Linked DNA regions of Homo sapiens: region 2 is linked to region 1. Evidence: chromatin loops called from intact Hi-C (ENCODE). Cell type or tissue: dorsolateral prefrontal cortex. All regions are shown on one strand.

What was found. A loop is a pair of places that touch in the nucleus more often than their neighbours do. Peaks named below come from ENCODE experiments on the same cell type or tissue, not always from the same donor. Only the 100,000 strongest peaks of a DNase experiment are listed, where the experiment ranks them.
Region 2: a loop joins it to region 1, with 4 times the contacts of the local background. A loop is called at or near these places in 5 of 110 quality-filtered maps.

The regions. Positions count from the first base shown.
Region 1 is chr2:142,127,245-142,135,244 of GRCh38, reverse strand. It overlaps LRP1B (LDL receptor related protein 1B), which reads left to right and starts at 4,229. Exons shown (of 91, transcript NM_018557.3): 1 at 4,229-4,597. The coding sequence starts at 4,516. RefSeq lists an enhancer at 3,162-4,361. In dorsolateral prefrontal cortex, no CTCF peak of the experiment used is centred here; DNase peaks (open chromatin) are centred at 3,944, 4,314 and 4,834; H3K4me3 peaks cover 6,828 bases; H3K27ac peaks cover 6,560 bases.
Region 2 is chr2:141,937,998-141,945,997 of GRCh38, reverse strand. All of the region lies in intron 1 of LRP1B (LDL receptor related protein 1B), which reads left to right. Among named protein-coding and RNA genes, the nearest start is that of LRP1B, 190 kb to the left of the region's middle. In dorsolateral prefrontal cortex, a CTCF peak has its summit at 3,428 (motif pointing right); no DNase peak of the experiment used is centred here; H3K27ac peaks cover 2,578 bases.

The sequences.
Region 1 (8,000 bases):
CTCTCTCTCTCTACCTCCTCCGCCCCCTGTCTCTCTCAGTCTCTTCCCTTTCTTTTTCATCTTGTGTCTGCTGCTGCCTGGCAACTTTTCTGTCTGGAAAAAGGCAGGGTAAGAAACTTAGCAGGCCTTGCAATGATAGCTGCAGAAATCCTTAGCAACCTAACTTTCAGGCCAACTCTCCTTCACACACATCTCTTCCATGAGACAGACTGTCAGCTCCAGCTTGTTTAGACACACGTCCTCTCCCTAACTTAACGATGTTCAGATGTGTAGCACAAATTGTTACTATCTACAGTAAGAAATCCAATCTCACAAAAATAATTAAGTTAGCAGAAATGAAATGTGATGTTTGATCACATGTATGGAAACTGTGGCTCTAATTGGGAAGTGTAAGATTACCACTGACTGATAATTAGCATTCATGTGTTGTTTTAAAACAAAAAGGAAGAATGATTGGTTCTACTTTGTTTAATTTATCTTAATGAGAGATTTCATAATATTCTATAGTTTGATGAATTAATTTAACTTGTCAGTGTTAATAACTCTGATTAGAATGAATAAATTATAATGGAGCCTAGTAACAAACAAAATTCGAACGCTCACTCAAGCTTTTCCCTCTTCACTAATAGTGCACTTTATTAATTTATTTTTTCATTAAAGCATATATTATGGGGAAACAAAAGTATTTCATAGAAAATTATACTTAAGCTTTTCATTTATTTATGATCCATTAACATTCAATGGTCATTTAAAACCTAGGAGCAAATTATTTAATTTTAAAGCTCAAATTTGGTCTACACTTTTATCAACCTCACTGATGCTCATAGAAACCAATCTTCTTTTATAAACTGGTCATTTTCAAAGAATATCTGGAAGAAGAACCACTTTATATAAGAGATTTGATGTGGGACAGACAATTTTATCCCATTTCATTTTGACACCGGCTTTATTTCAGTTTTGGAGCAAATATATATTTTCTGCTTAATATTTAATCTGTTTATTTCATATTTTGGCTTCTTGGTATGAATCAGTGTCCTTAGTATAAATTTTAGTCTTAAAAACTCTTAACAAGCATTTAAGTTCATGTGTTGTTGTCCACTTAAGTACTGGTGCATACCTAAGCACCTATACTTTCACCAAATTTTTGAGAGAGGTTTTATACCATTTAGATCTTTATTAATCATGGTCTTAAAATAAAGCTTCAATTTTTTTTTTTTTTTTTTTTTTTGAGATGGAGTCTCACTTTGTCCCCTAAGCTGGAGTGCAGTGGCGCGATCTCGGCTCACTGCAACCTCCGCCTCCCAGGTTCAAGCGATTCTCCTGCCTCAGCCTCCTGAGTAGCTGGGACTACCAGTGCATGCCACTACACCCGGCTAATATTTGTATTTTTAGTAGAGACGGGGCTTCGCCATGTTGGCCAGGATTGGTCTCAATCTCCTGACCTCGTGATCCTCCCACCTCATCTTCCCAAAGTGCTAGGATTACAGGTGTGAGCCACTGTGTCCAGCCTAAAGCTGCAAATTTTATTTTATAGATAATACTTCATTAAGATTAATTCACAGTGGAAATTAGGCTTATCATGTTACCTTTTATTGGTGCTCCAGCCTATACTTTAGTAACTAATCTTCCATATTTACTATCACTATTTTATAGTAACTGTTTTGAGTCCTATGTCATTCATGATTACTGACTTAATTGGTGATTACTTAAGAATTCTATTTTGCTTTATTATTCTGGTCACAATGTGCAGACAATGCATTTTTGATTTTTTTCCACTCAATGAAATAAAAAAGTCAACCAGATGATCTAAAAAGATCATATGGTTTTTACTCTGGCTAATTCATTTAACAGGCTATTAGGAGGCTCTACGTATTTGGAATGTTGTATATTTAGAATACAAAATCTCCTGAGTATTTGCTACTCTTATGATCTTTCCTAGCTTTTCCCTTTTCCAAGCTGACCATGGAATCTAGGGCTGCTGCACGTACTACAGAAGTGAATGAGTTAGTGATTTTTAATCATAGCATTGGGGCACTTTAGTATGTGGTAAAAGTCTTTGGTGGGTCATACTGTTCCTGGCTGCTTTCCTTTACTTTGCAGTGAAGTGGAGGGCGATTGGTGGTAATCTTTCAGAAGAGGAAGAATCTGGATGTCCTTAGTATGGTTTGTAAGCACTCCTCATTTTCTTGCCAAGAGTTAAGTGGATACAGATCTCCTAATAGCTGACCTTCTAGTTGACTGAATGGGATCATGTAAGAAAGACACCTGCTACGTTGTCCCAGTGAATAAGTTTGTCATACAATACAGAGGTCTGTGGACCCTCGAGAAAGAAACATTTATTACTTGGCACATCATTCAAATCTCTCTCTGTCTCTCTCTCTCTCTCTCTCACACACACACACACACGCGCGCACACACACATATTCTTTAAACTCTGCCACTCATTTCAAAGTTTGTGAATTTTCAGTATGAAGTAAAATATGTAAAAAAATCTTTTTATTCTATATTGTACACTATATTATGAAATAATAAAAACATCTAGGAAAAATTAGACATGTAACAACTTTAGAAGAAAAGAAGCATACACTTCTCTACTAAAAGTACAAAAAAATTAGCCGGGCATGGTCGTGGGCGCCTGTAGTCCTAGCTACTCCGGAGGCTGAGGCAGGAGAATGGCGTGAACCCGGGAGGTGGAGCTTGCAGTGGGCCGAGATCGCGCCACTGCAATCCAGCCTGGGCAACAGAGAGAGACTCCGTCTCAAAAAAAAAAAAAAAAATTAAGCATACACTTTTGAATGTAGGAGTCATATTTCAAACACAAAATGGTTGTATTTTCAAGGGAAAGTAAACTTTATAATTTAAAACATGGAAAAAGTGACATAAAATACATTTATAATCACAGAGTAAGAATAAAAAGGTGAAATCCACAGATTATTGACAATGTTCTGCAAAGTCATCTCTGTGTTCTTTCATCTAGTCCAGTTTTTAATGGCTTCAAAGGAGCATCTAAAGATATTTCTGGATAATTTTACTCTCATAAATAGGTAGATAGTAATGCTGGCATTCACTTATAAGTCTCAAACAGCAAAGTAAATAAAGCTTTTAAAGCATCTTCCTTCACTTTTCAATCGTTCTCTTCCTTAGTTCTGTTCCCTTCTCATAGTTTTCCTCTCCACTCATGTCCAGTTTCAAAATATTAAATATAAAACCTTTTCAACTCTTGTTCTTAGAAGAGAATTCCTGATGTTACAAGGAAGAAAGTAAGTCTACAACTATTAAGATTTCTGAGTTTTAATTCCGTAGCCACTTTGTAATGGCAAACTAAAATTTTAGGGACTGGGATGATCATGTTGTAAACTTAAGTGGTCATAAAAACAACTTTACTAATATTATTATTCCAGTGATTCCCGTTGATGCCTCCGATGGCTCGGGAAAGTTCTTACACCGCCCCTGTAGTATATGGAAAAGGAAAACAAAACAAAACACAAAACAAAAACAACAAAACCCTCAAAGCCTGTTTAAAATGGCTCGAAGTACCCTTTTAAAGACAGAACCCCAGAGAAAAACGCTGCCAATTCGTTGCTTTATTGTTCCCTGCCTGGGGACCTCAATAGCCTTTTCCATTAACCTTCCCTTCTTACGCAACGGTTAATGACTTTGGGGGTTGTTTTGCTTTCTGTTTCTGCTGAGTCACTAAATTTTGCCTCTTTGTCCCCAGGTGCTGCTCAGCATAAAAGTTAAAAGTGCAATTCAGGAAGTACTGGGATTCTGTGTAGAGCCGAGGAAACCATTTCCCTAAGAGAAGCTCTGTTCCTTGGCTTGTCCTTCCTTCCCGGGAAGGAAGCTTCCGAGGAACGAAGGGAGAAGCTTTGTTTTGCCTGCAGAAGCAGCCCTGTGCTCGGCTGAGGGTTCTCAGCTGGCTGTGAACTGCGGAGCATTGTAGGCGCCTGGCTGGCTCAGGCCAATGCAGAAGTCTCTCCCTTCTCCAAAGACCCAAATCCCCACAGAACCAGCTTCGAGTTACTTTCCCTTCAAGGGGATTAAAATAATTGTGATTTGTGGCGCTCTCCGTTCGCGGTGGTATTTTCCTGTTGTGTTAAATGCCTCTTATTAAGTAATAGATGTGATTTATGTGAACGACGAAGGGGTGTGTGGTGGATTCGGTGATTAATCAGTGAATTCCCATCCGCTGGCATCTCTCACTGCCCCTCTTGCGTGATGTAAGATCAGACGTACCCTGCATTGAAAAGTCAAGACACACGGGCGTCTCGCTCGCGCTCACACACGCTCTGCCTCCTCTCTCCCGCACGCGCGCATCCCTCCACCTTCCACATCCTGCTCCAGGCAGGAGAAGGCTGACTGGCTGGACTCATTGAGCTGAAGAATTTCCAGTGACATTTGTAAATGACGCCGCTCGATTCCAGGCTCCAAGCGGCCCCTGCCGCCGCCGCCGCCGCCGGGCCGAAGGTGCCGCCGAGCAGTCTCCAGCGCAGGCTTCCTTACCGGGCGACCACAATGTCCGAGTTTCTCCTCGCCTTACTCACTCTCTCGGGATTATTGCCGATTGCCAGGGTGCTGACCGTGGGAGCCGACCGAGGTAAGGAGAACACCTCCCCGCTCCCCTCCCCTGACTTCCTTGGCTTTCCTGCTGGGCGATGCTTGCAGATAAGTGAGTGTGAAACTTAAGTCCTTGCAGCTCCGCTCCCCGGGACCGGGTGACCACCGTGCGCTGGCCCTGTGCGGGGGTGAGAGGTGCGGTGCGGGATTTCTGAACCAAGTGCCTGAGTCCTCGGCACCCCCACAGCTTTTCCCTTTGGCCGTTTCCCGGTCCCCATTTTGTCCCCTCCGGGAGTGTGTGCACTTGGCTGTGCGCTTCTGTCCGCGAATTCTAAGCGCTGCAGATGTTGGAATGAGAATTCGCATTTCCGAAAGACTTCCCTCCGCGATGGCCCTCAACTGCGAGCTTTTGCGAGCTCCAGGTTCTCCGCGTTAAGCGTGTCCGCCCTCAACTTAGCTCCCAGGTTAACTTCCTTACCTGCTGCATTCGAGGTCCGTGGAGCGGCGAAAGCGCCGATTCAGGCCCCTTTCGTTTCTATAGCCCCTTCCTGGGGGCAGACTGGGGTCAGAGTCCTGTCATCAGCAGAGAGGCTTTTAGGACGATTCCGGGCGCACGCACCTGCTTGAAATTGACTTTTCGATTATGAGGGTCTGTGACACAGCCCAGGTGCTCTGAGGGGCTAACCCACCCCTGGAGTGCCTCTCTCCAGTCTGGCGCTTTGCTTTTCCTTTTTCTCCAAGCAGCTGGTGAATGGTAGAAGTTTAGAAGGGAATGGATATGGGGAGCAGAGGAGAAAGGAGGTAGGAATTAGAAAAAGCCGGGATTCTATAAACTTTTCATCTGGAAAATCAAGAATCCCTGTGCGAGTTTAATAATCTTTGACAACAGATGCACTGGTGAAAAAGGGAGGAAAATACTAGATGAATATTTGGGGCACTGGCCCTGGCCTTGGAATGGTTAACTGGTTAAAGTAAAATCAGAAGTATCATAGATTTTTTTAAAATCAGAAAATGAGCTTATATTGACTGGTATAGTTCAGCTTTTTAGTTTAAATAAGAGAGAGAGAGAGAGAGAGAGAGAGAGAGAGAGAGAGAGAGAGAGAAAGAGAGAAAGAAACCCAGATCCCAATGCCAAGCAAATAGGCAGAATGTTGCATTGGGAGATTTAGTTATTGTATTTACATGAAGCAGATTATGAATTGACAAAAAATATTGCTTCATTATAGGAAAGAACAGGGGAATGAACTGCAGTGTTTCTATTCAACCTGCTGTTGGCAGCCAGATTCTAGCCTTTGTAACATACCTACACGTGTTATTTCCTCTACCAGTGGTGGGACTAATCTGAGTTCCTTTAGGAAATCTGACACTTATTGGTGATAATCTTTTAAGCATATCATTGCCACCTAACCATAGCTTCTGAACTTGCTCAACTTGCCTTGAAGTTGGTGTGGAATGGTTGGAAACTATACTGATGAAATGGAAGCACATAGCTCGCCTTGAAATGATGATGTCTTTGATCTGGAACAATCAGCTCTCAACCTTTCTTAGGAAAAATGTTTGAAGTTGGACCAGAGCAGATGAACAGAATGGAGATTTTCAGCCCAGTATGCTAGCAAAATATAATGGTACTGGCAGACTACTGCTATTGGGCTCTTCCTGATTGAGTCTCCAATCTCCAGAAATTTGACTTCATCTAAAGCTGAGTTCTCAATGCTTTTGTATACATTTATGAGGATAGAACTACTGCTACCATGATTGGAGTAAATATCTGAAGAGAATTTTGTATAGAACATAAAAAATACAGACCCCACAACTTTCTTCTGAGATAGAATATTAAATAACTAAGAGGATTATATTTGGTGCCAATTTAGTTTCATGAGGGAGAGGAACATCTAAGATAGAAGCAGAGCACATGGTAAACGATTGCTAGTTTTTTTCTAAAAAATGAAATAGTGTCGTGTTGTATCACCACGTCCACATGAAGTACTATATCAGATAGCACAAGTAAAAATAATTGTAGACCAGCACTTTGCCACTATTATATATTTAACACACTTTCAAAACTGTTAGCAAAGAGCTAAAATTCTCACAGTTACCAAAAGTGAAAAGGATGGGCCCCATTTGGAAAAAGGAATTTTAAAGAGAGAAATCTTGTTGAAAGTTAAGAAAGAAAGTGTTACTGCATTATGACAAGCTTCCCTCACTAATATGCTGAAACAGAAGATATGGGAATATAAACTCAAGAAAGAGGTTAATGAGATGTAACTTTCTGCACAGGCTTATGTCAATCGTCCTTGAATAACAGAACAGGCATGTGAATTATACAGATGCGTTTTGTAGTGCAAGAGCTAACTGCTTGACAAAAAATGAGAATTCACATTTAGGTTCTACGTGTACTTATTGTGTAATAGGTAGCTTCTCAAACTGTATGAACTATATCAGAAGTGTTTGTATTACCTTCTAGCTGTGTTTTTCCTTTATACATTCATAAGTTCAAACATTGTATTAAATAGAACAAGGCTTGAAACTAACTCGTATGTTTATGTTCAAACCATATACGTGCACTTGTCTTTTAATTCCTTATTGTTTATTTTATTAGTTTATATTGATTCTATATAGAGCTAAACTAATGTACATGTAAGTTTTTATTACATTCTATCACATCTTAAAAAGGAAACATCTTTGTAACTCTTAACAGCCAAAATTGGAAGATAAATCAGATTCACTTAGAATCAACTAATTTGTCATATAACAATGTCATATCATATCAAAGTATTGCTTGATAAGGATTAAAACTTAAAAGGAAGTATATCTTAAAGTGTCAAATTTTCTGAAAAGGGATTGAGAGGCCTAATGCTAGTCTGTGTTAAATTCTCGAGTATGATACAATGTGGAGACACATTTCCAAATAATTAAAGTTCATGCTGTTATAGTCATTTTAATGTATCTGTATAGAAAACCATCAAACAATGGCAATTAAATGTATATCAAAATTTTAATCTCCCCTCAAAGAAGAATGAACTGCGATTTATGTCTCTTCATATGCCACAAATAACATTAAAGTTTTGTTTTGAAGAGGTTGCTAATCTTTGAATTTGTTCTCTTTCTCTCTTCTCAAGCTCAAATTTAAACTGAGTGAGAGAGAAAAGAGAAAATGGAAAAGGTAAAGAAAGAATTTAAATGTGCTAAAACAATAAGAAAGAATGTGAATTGCAGAAAACAGAATTCAGGAGGAAAAATGGAGTTAAGAGAAAGCTGAAGATAAATTTAGGAAAAAGATGAATGGATGGATGGATGGATGGATGGATGGATGGATGGATTCTGCCATACATCAGAATCTGAATCAGTATTTCTTGAATAGGTTAAAATATCTTTAGACAAAATAATTTCTTAAAATGTTTTTATCTCATTATTAAAAACATTATATGAAAATATTTACAGTA
Region 2 (8,000 bases), 190 kb after region 1:
CTACTGTGCCTGTTAACAATAATTAGATAAAAATAAATAAATAAATAAATAAATAAATAAATAAATCCTGCTGGTTTCTTATCACCGCATTCTCCCTTAGCAAGGATTCGAATTGGCTGGGAATAAAGAAAAACAGACTGAAACAATATGTTTAGGAATGTATTTACTTCTAAAATATGGTGTATGGCTCAACTCTAGGCCAAGGCCTCTGATTTGCTGAGATTTATGAGACAGATGAAGTGCATTGATTTCTGTACAACTTGGAATGGGGGAGGCAGGGAATGGGAAAAATCTAATAATTGCATTTAAGATGATTTGTTTAGTAATGAGTAAAACTGGGTGGGCATTATAATCAAGAATAAACTACAGAGGCAATATTTTATAGTAGATTTTACATGTTTTTCTATCAATAAATTTCAATAATTTAGATCAATTGTGGAGATATATATATATATATACATATATACATACATATACAATATAAACTGAAATGAAGAATATCAGTTTCAAAATGATAATACTCTATAAAAATTAAATTCAAAAAGAAATGATACATATCTTAAGAGAGGTAAAGTTAGAGTGGGGCCGTTAAAAGTTAACTTCAACATTTTAGTGGTTAATAAACCATTCTCTATGTGTACAATATGTCTTTAAGAGAATTACATCTTCTGAGCCCCAGGATTTAGTTTGACAAACTGCTACTACAGTCCATTATCCATGAGGACATTAGTATATTCCTCATTAAAATACCATATAAAGCAAGCAATGATAGAAAATTATGAAAACAGAGATGTTAGCTTTAAGACATAATGTAAAGCATAAAGAATGTGGTAATCAGGAAGGAAAATATTATGGGGCTAAGATACAAACTGTTGTCTGCTCCAAAAACGACTCATGTTTTGATCTAACAACAAACTAAATTTGGGAGAAAGGACAACAAAAATATAACTAAAAACAGAATACATGAAAAGCAGTTACTGGATATCAAGAATGTGCCTTATAGAATCCAATAAAAATTAATCTGAAAATAAGAAAAACATATTTTTCAAAGATTTACACTTATTGTTGATAACTACGCTTACTCTTGACAGAAACCAGTTAAAGCAAATAGGGATAAGTTAAATAAGGTATATACACATACCTGTGTGTGTTAGAGGGAGAAGAAAGGGCATGGTAGATATCTCAGAATTCAAAACCACAAAGATGCCACTACCCTTTACCTGTATTCGTGACTTATTTTCAAATATCTATTTTATTGTATTCTCATTTTTTAGTCCTGGTCATTCTGCTTTTCCATCTGTTCATATTGTAGGTAGAAGATGCTAAGTCTTTTTTCTTTGGATATATATCTTTGGATATATATATTTTCTTTGGATGATTCTCTATACCAGTTTTATACTCAGGAGGCAGTATTTGATTTGCAGAGTTTGAGTCAAATTTAAATCACTGTGCTATCCAAACACAGCCAGAGATGAAGGGTCTCAAAGCATTCCTTGGCCATTTGGGACGTGTTTTCTGTAGGAAGGCAAGATTTTTCCAGCAAGGTCCACACACTAACTGCAATAGGTATCCACTTTATTAAGCTATGCCTTTTTGAAGAGGAATAAGGATAGGGAAGGTAGTATTGTCAAGGTCTGGGACTTTCACATTTAAGAGGTTATAAACCAGTATTATATCTTTTCAGTAGCATTCCAACACGGAGCGTTTCCTGTCCAGTATTGAATAACAATAATAAAAACCCATTTAAAAGCTGCTCTAGTGTGTATCATCACCATCTATGAGGAATTCTAAACAATGCCAGCATAAATACTCCTCCCAGCTGGGATGAACGTCTCCCCACCTCCTCCTCCTTTGATCTGTCATTGTCACTTTCAGTGCCATTAATGAGACAGCCAAGTATAAACGGGTCCCCGGAGAACCTCCAACAAATCTGCGCACTGGGAGAACAGGGTGGAGCCATGGAAGTTCCTGCCATTTGCAGAGGGGAGGAGCCTGGCCCTCCTGTTCCCCTGTGGGAACCTGGGATTCAATCTGGGAGATGAGGGTCTGTTAACAGGAACCCCTCTATCGCTTTGCTGCATTGTTTTTCCTTTTACCTATTTGCCCAATAATTCCATCCCCCTCACCCTTCAAAGTGTCTGCGAGCCTAATCTTTCCTGGTCGTGTGACAAGAACCCGGATTTTCCTACATTATGATGCTGGGACAGGAAGATGGAGATAATGTCTACCAAGGACTCTTCTATTCTACTTCAAGTCATGTATTAAGACTTCAGTTGTGGCAAAATTGCACCTGTGCTTATAGTAAATAATAAAAAAAAAAATAGATCAAGAAACTTTCTAATAGATGTTTTTCCTCTAGTGATTTTCAACATTATGGAGGTTTAATGAGTAATAACTAAAGGAGTTAATGCAACACTGAAGGAGTGTCTAACAAACTCAGAGTATCATTTGGCTAATGGTAAATCATAGTCACTATTTGGTAATTTAAATATAAAACTATTATTAGTGCCTATGTAAAGAATAGTACTTCAGAAAGCGAACACTTAAAACAGGTCAGAACCCTAATGTGAATCCATTTATTTTACTTAGCAGGGGGTTGAAAGGAGAAATGTAACATTAAAAAGCTTTCTGAAAGTGAGATGTAAATTGTAACCATTTTACAAAATTGAAGCCCAAGACCCATTGTTATAACACTTCGGAATATATACAGATTTTTGAAAACTAAGTACTTGGAATCCACATAATAAAAATATAGGTTAATTAGAGGCTATATATCTTTTAAAAGTCTATTTTTAAATGATTGCCTCCAAGACAAACAAAGGTAGAAAATGGGATTCAAATTTAATACAGCATTTAAATTTCTGAACTCTCTTAGCTACTTATTTTCATTACAAAGCTACACAACTTTCTCCTTTTAAAATCTAATGCCTATGCAAAGTTATACTCAATATTTTCTTATTATATCATTAGTTTCTAGATCTAATTCTGAATATCTTCAGAGGAAAAATTAGATTGTTAAATTCAAATACGAATAATGTATTCTTGGTTAAAGAGCAATTCTAAGACATCTTTCAGTAGAACAATACCAAAAACCCCATGTTCCTGAACCTAAGCCTTGATGTATGAAAGGTGTTCCCCTCATATGCAGGACCCTGAAGCAAGGCATTCCCCTGTAGGAGATATATGGTCTCCTCGTCTGCTTACAGCTCCTAGTCTCTGTTGTCCACAGTAAAATAGAAAGACCCCTAAAGACCTGTTGCTTAGTAAATACAGTAAACAGGGACACTGTTTTGGAAACTGCTGCACAAAATAATTTCAGAAGTTATTGAGAATCTGATATCTTGTTCAGGAAATTTATTGACAAACTGTTAAATGAATTGGAATTGATGGAATTGCAGTTTCAGGTTCCTTTCACAAGGTGGCAGGGTAAAAGAAAATACAGGCACCAGGGTATGGTTTTGTTTTGGTTGGTTTGTTTTTTGTTTTTTTTTTTGTTTTGTTTTTTGTTTTTTACAAATTGTGTTCTCTTGTCAGAACAGCACTGTGTTTCAGGGAAATTGAAAGCACTGGAAAGGAAGTGCAATTATTGGCAACCAAGAACCAGTTTTGAAGAGATTTAGTAAATGCATAATTTACCAATAAAAAGGTTGGCTTCAAACTGCTACTGTACTTCACAGGCATTTCAAAGAATTACCCATATAACTATTTACTTCATTGAGCAGAACAGTGCCTAAAGAAGCTGTCAATCTTCTTTAAAAAGAGAAAAGATGTGTGGTGGAGGGCGGGGCGAGGGCGGAGAGTGAGGAGGTTGGTTGAGGAGAGAACAATGCTCATCAAAAGCACACCAATCTGTATATTTTAACCGAAGAATTTTAACCCAGATGAACTGATTGTTTGAGTAATAGTCAATCAGCAGCATCTTCAGAGGTTCACCAGAAACAGAGTATTGTGCTAGGCACCCAGTCCGGGTGACAGATAGAGAAGGAGAAGAGATTAAATACAATGTTTTTAAAACTATTGCTCAGAAATTAAAATTTCAGAATATTCCAGAAATATATTTACATTTATTGATTAAGCATTATGTAATAGTCTTTGCTCTGAATCTTATACGGTACTCATCATTTTATTAGCAAGGATATAGATGCACGTAACTTTTTCCAAGTTCACAGTGATTGTGAGTGATTATTTTTAAGTGAATATTTGACATGGACTCTTATTATCTAAAACACACTAATGACTTCCTCTTGCTCTTGAAATAAAAACCAGAATCATCTAAAATGCTCTACAGGACTCTTCATGGTTTACCCTCTGCCCTTTTGTGCCAGCTTCCCACTGTTCCACGTGCTCCCAGGTTCCCTGAGCTCTGGCCACATTCAACCTCCTGATACCTGGGCCTGGAATGCATCTTCCTTTCCCATCCTAACCAAGCTGAGCTGCTAACCTCTACTTTTTCTCAGAGAACTCAACTCATCTTCCCTCTCCCCAGGGCAGCCTTCAACAAGGAATAGGTGAAAGACCTATGGCTCAAGCTTTCCCAGCAGCAGGAGGCTCTGCTGTAAGCATCTATTACAGTATTGACTGTGGCCTCACAGTACACTGAGCTCCCTAAGGGCAGTGATGAGCCTTGCATTTGAATTAGCAAATACACCATCAAGCAAAGAGTGGCCCATGTACACACATGACACATAATATTCTACTTGCTACTGGGGCTTGTAAATACTTTGTACAGATTGTATGCAATGATGTTTTAAATTTGTATTTTGTGGTGAAATTCCTCAGACATAATATTTCACAGCAGAATAAATGTTAACTCATCTATTTTGAGGAGTCCTGAAATGGTGAATCCTTTTATGTTGCTTAACTAGAATAGAAGCTGTATTCTTTCAGGCCATTGCATTGGTCTTATCTGTTTTTAACTGTAGACATAATATTGTTCTAAAACATGTTTACAGAAATCAGTCATGTAAAAACTGCATTGGGGAATCAGATTCTGACATGAATTCAAGTTATTCATTTGTAACTCTAACATTGAAATGCACTGGTTCATATCAAAGGCTATTACATTGTCACTGGCTAGCTAGGTGACGTTGGGTAAGTAACTTCATCTTTGCAGACAAGGTTTGGCATCTGTAACAGGAGTGATTAAAAGAGATTATCCCTAAGGTCTTTTACAGTTCTTAAATTCTTTGTCTCTTAGTTCCTCTCTAAGGAATTTTAACTCTGAAAACTGCTAGCATTTCACATCCTACTCTCTTTGCAAATGAGAGATTTTCAATTCCCAGTGATGAACTGAATCTGCATACACACTTGTATTTTATTACACTAGAGTAAAAGGATTTAGGGAAAAATACACATATATTCAAATTCTCCTCCTAAGGAAACCGGATTTAGTTAAATCATGAATAGAAGTCAGGATAAGTATATTCAACATTTACCCGTAGCTCTTTTTCCCCAACTGTCTGTTTCCGATATCTAAAACATAGTAACATTTCATTAAGAAGTCACAGCAACCCTTCTCTAATTTGTGAAGAGTACATTGTGAATTACATGAATAGTTATCAGCATTTCAGCATATTAGATTTCTTCCCCCGCTTAGTAGATGTTTATGAGTCCTTTGGGTTTAAGCACACTTATTCATTAGTTAGTACGTCATTGAAGAAGACTTAATGAAAATATTTCTTTTTTAATAAAATATTAACTCTTAATCATATATACCTTTGTACAGTGGCATTGCACAGAGAGCTGTTGAATTCTAAATATTCAAGATATTTTAAAAATATGTCTTCTTTGTGATCCTTCCTCATCCCATCCTCTGTCATTTCTTTTGTTCATGTAGATTTTTGTAAGTATCTTCTCTTACTCTGTCACTAATCATTGTAGTATTTGTGAACTAGTTTTAACTGCACTGCAATTGAGTCTGTCAGATTTGCATTATAGTCAGTGCTTGTGTTTTGTTTCATAAATCCTTATACTGAGGACTTGAGATTTAATGTTTATCACTTACTTTTAGGTTTTTATTCCACAAAGATATTGCATATAATGTGACATAGTGATAGTGAGCCAAATTAATCATTTTCATAAGCTTGTCCATTTGTCTCAGCACCACTTACAGAAAAGGGCTGTCCAGTGCTGTGCTATTAAATGTTTAACAACTGACTTGCCAGAGGGGAAAATACCTTATTGTAGTGTTTGCCAATTTCAATGGTGTAAATCCACCTAACAATGCTGATTTCAATATATTAACATGACATCGATGAAACAGTCGAGCAATGATGAACAGTGATATACCATTATCTATTATTTTTACCATGCAAATACAAGAGAAGTAAATGACATCAAAACATATATAATAGTAAAATACAGCCAAATAAGTAGAAAGTTAGGTTTTAAGTATTTATTAACTTTGGTTTTAGTATAATTTATTGCTTATTTATATAATTTAATTTTTAATTAGTATGTTTAATAATTGACTTACACATTCCTGAAAATTTTGTAATTATCTCTCACAAGCCAGAGCAGGCCAGCTCTTACACACCATGGAGTTTGTCCTTTTCCAGTTTTTCTGCAATAACACCTCTGTTCTATGTCAAGTATCCATACATACACAGTCCTCTGTTCAGATTCTCTATTTTGTATTTCCTTATGTGTCTTTGATTGTACTAATTCTGCACTCTTAATTATTACATATTTATGCCTTTGCCATGTAAGTCAAGTTATTCTTCCTTTTTGTAATATTGTGTGTGTGTATATATACAGTGTAAAGCATGCCATTTTGATGTATATATACATAGTGAAATTATTACTATAGTCAAGCAAATTAACATAACCATCTCCTCACATAGTTTTTTTTTGTAGTATAAGCAACTGAAATCTACACTCCTAGCAAATTTTCATTATACATTATTAACTATAATGATCAGGCTGTACATTGATCTCTAGACTTAATCATTCTATATAACTACAACTTCCTACTTTTGACCAACATCTCCCCATAACTCTCCCCTCCAAGCCCTTGATAACCACAGTTCAACACTCTATTTCTGTGTATTTAATTTTGTTAGACTCCACATATAAGTGAGGTCATTCAGTATTTTTCTATCTGGGTCTGGCTTATTTCACTTAGCATAATGTCCTCCAGATTCATATATGTTGTCACAAATGACAGGACCTTCTTTTTCAAAGTTGAATATTCCATATATATTATGTATATATAGATACACATATACACACACACACACATATATGGAGAGAGAGAGATTAGTGATATATATAACAATGTCTTTACCCATTCATCTGTTGACAGACACTTAGGTTGTTTCCATATTTTGGCTATTGTGAATAGTGCTATAATGGACATGGGAGTGCAGATGTGTCTGCAAGGTACTGATTTTATTTCCTTTGCATACATACCCAGAAAAAGGATTGCTGGATTGTATGTTAGTTCTATTTTTAGCTTGTTGAGGACTCTCCATACTGTTCTCCATAAAGGCTGTAGCAATTTACATTCCCACCAACAGTGTACAAAGGTTCCCTTTTCTTCACAACAAAGCCAACATTTATCTCTTATCTTCTTTATCATGGTCATCCTAACCAACCTTACTGTGGTTTTCATTTGCATTTCTCTGATGGTTAGTGATATTGAGCACATTTTCATATAACTGTTGGCCATTTTTATTTCTTCTTTGGAAGATGTTGATTCAGATCCTTTTCTAATCATCTCATTTTATAATCAGATATTTTTGTTATTGAGTGTGTGAGTTCCTTGTATACTTTAGAAATTAACCCCTTATTAGATATATGGTTTGCAAATAAATTTTCAGTCTGTAGGTTGCCTTTTTTATTTTCTTGATTGTTTCCTTCGGTAGGCAGAAGATTTTTCTGATTTTAAATTATGTTGCAAAGCTGCAGTAATCAAAAGGGTATGGTACTGGCATAAAAAAAGACACATAGGCCAATGGAATATAATATAGATCATAGACATAAAACCCGAGAAACACACC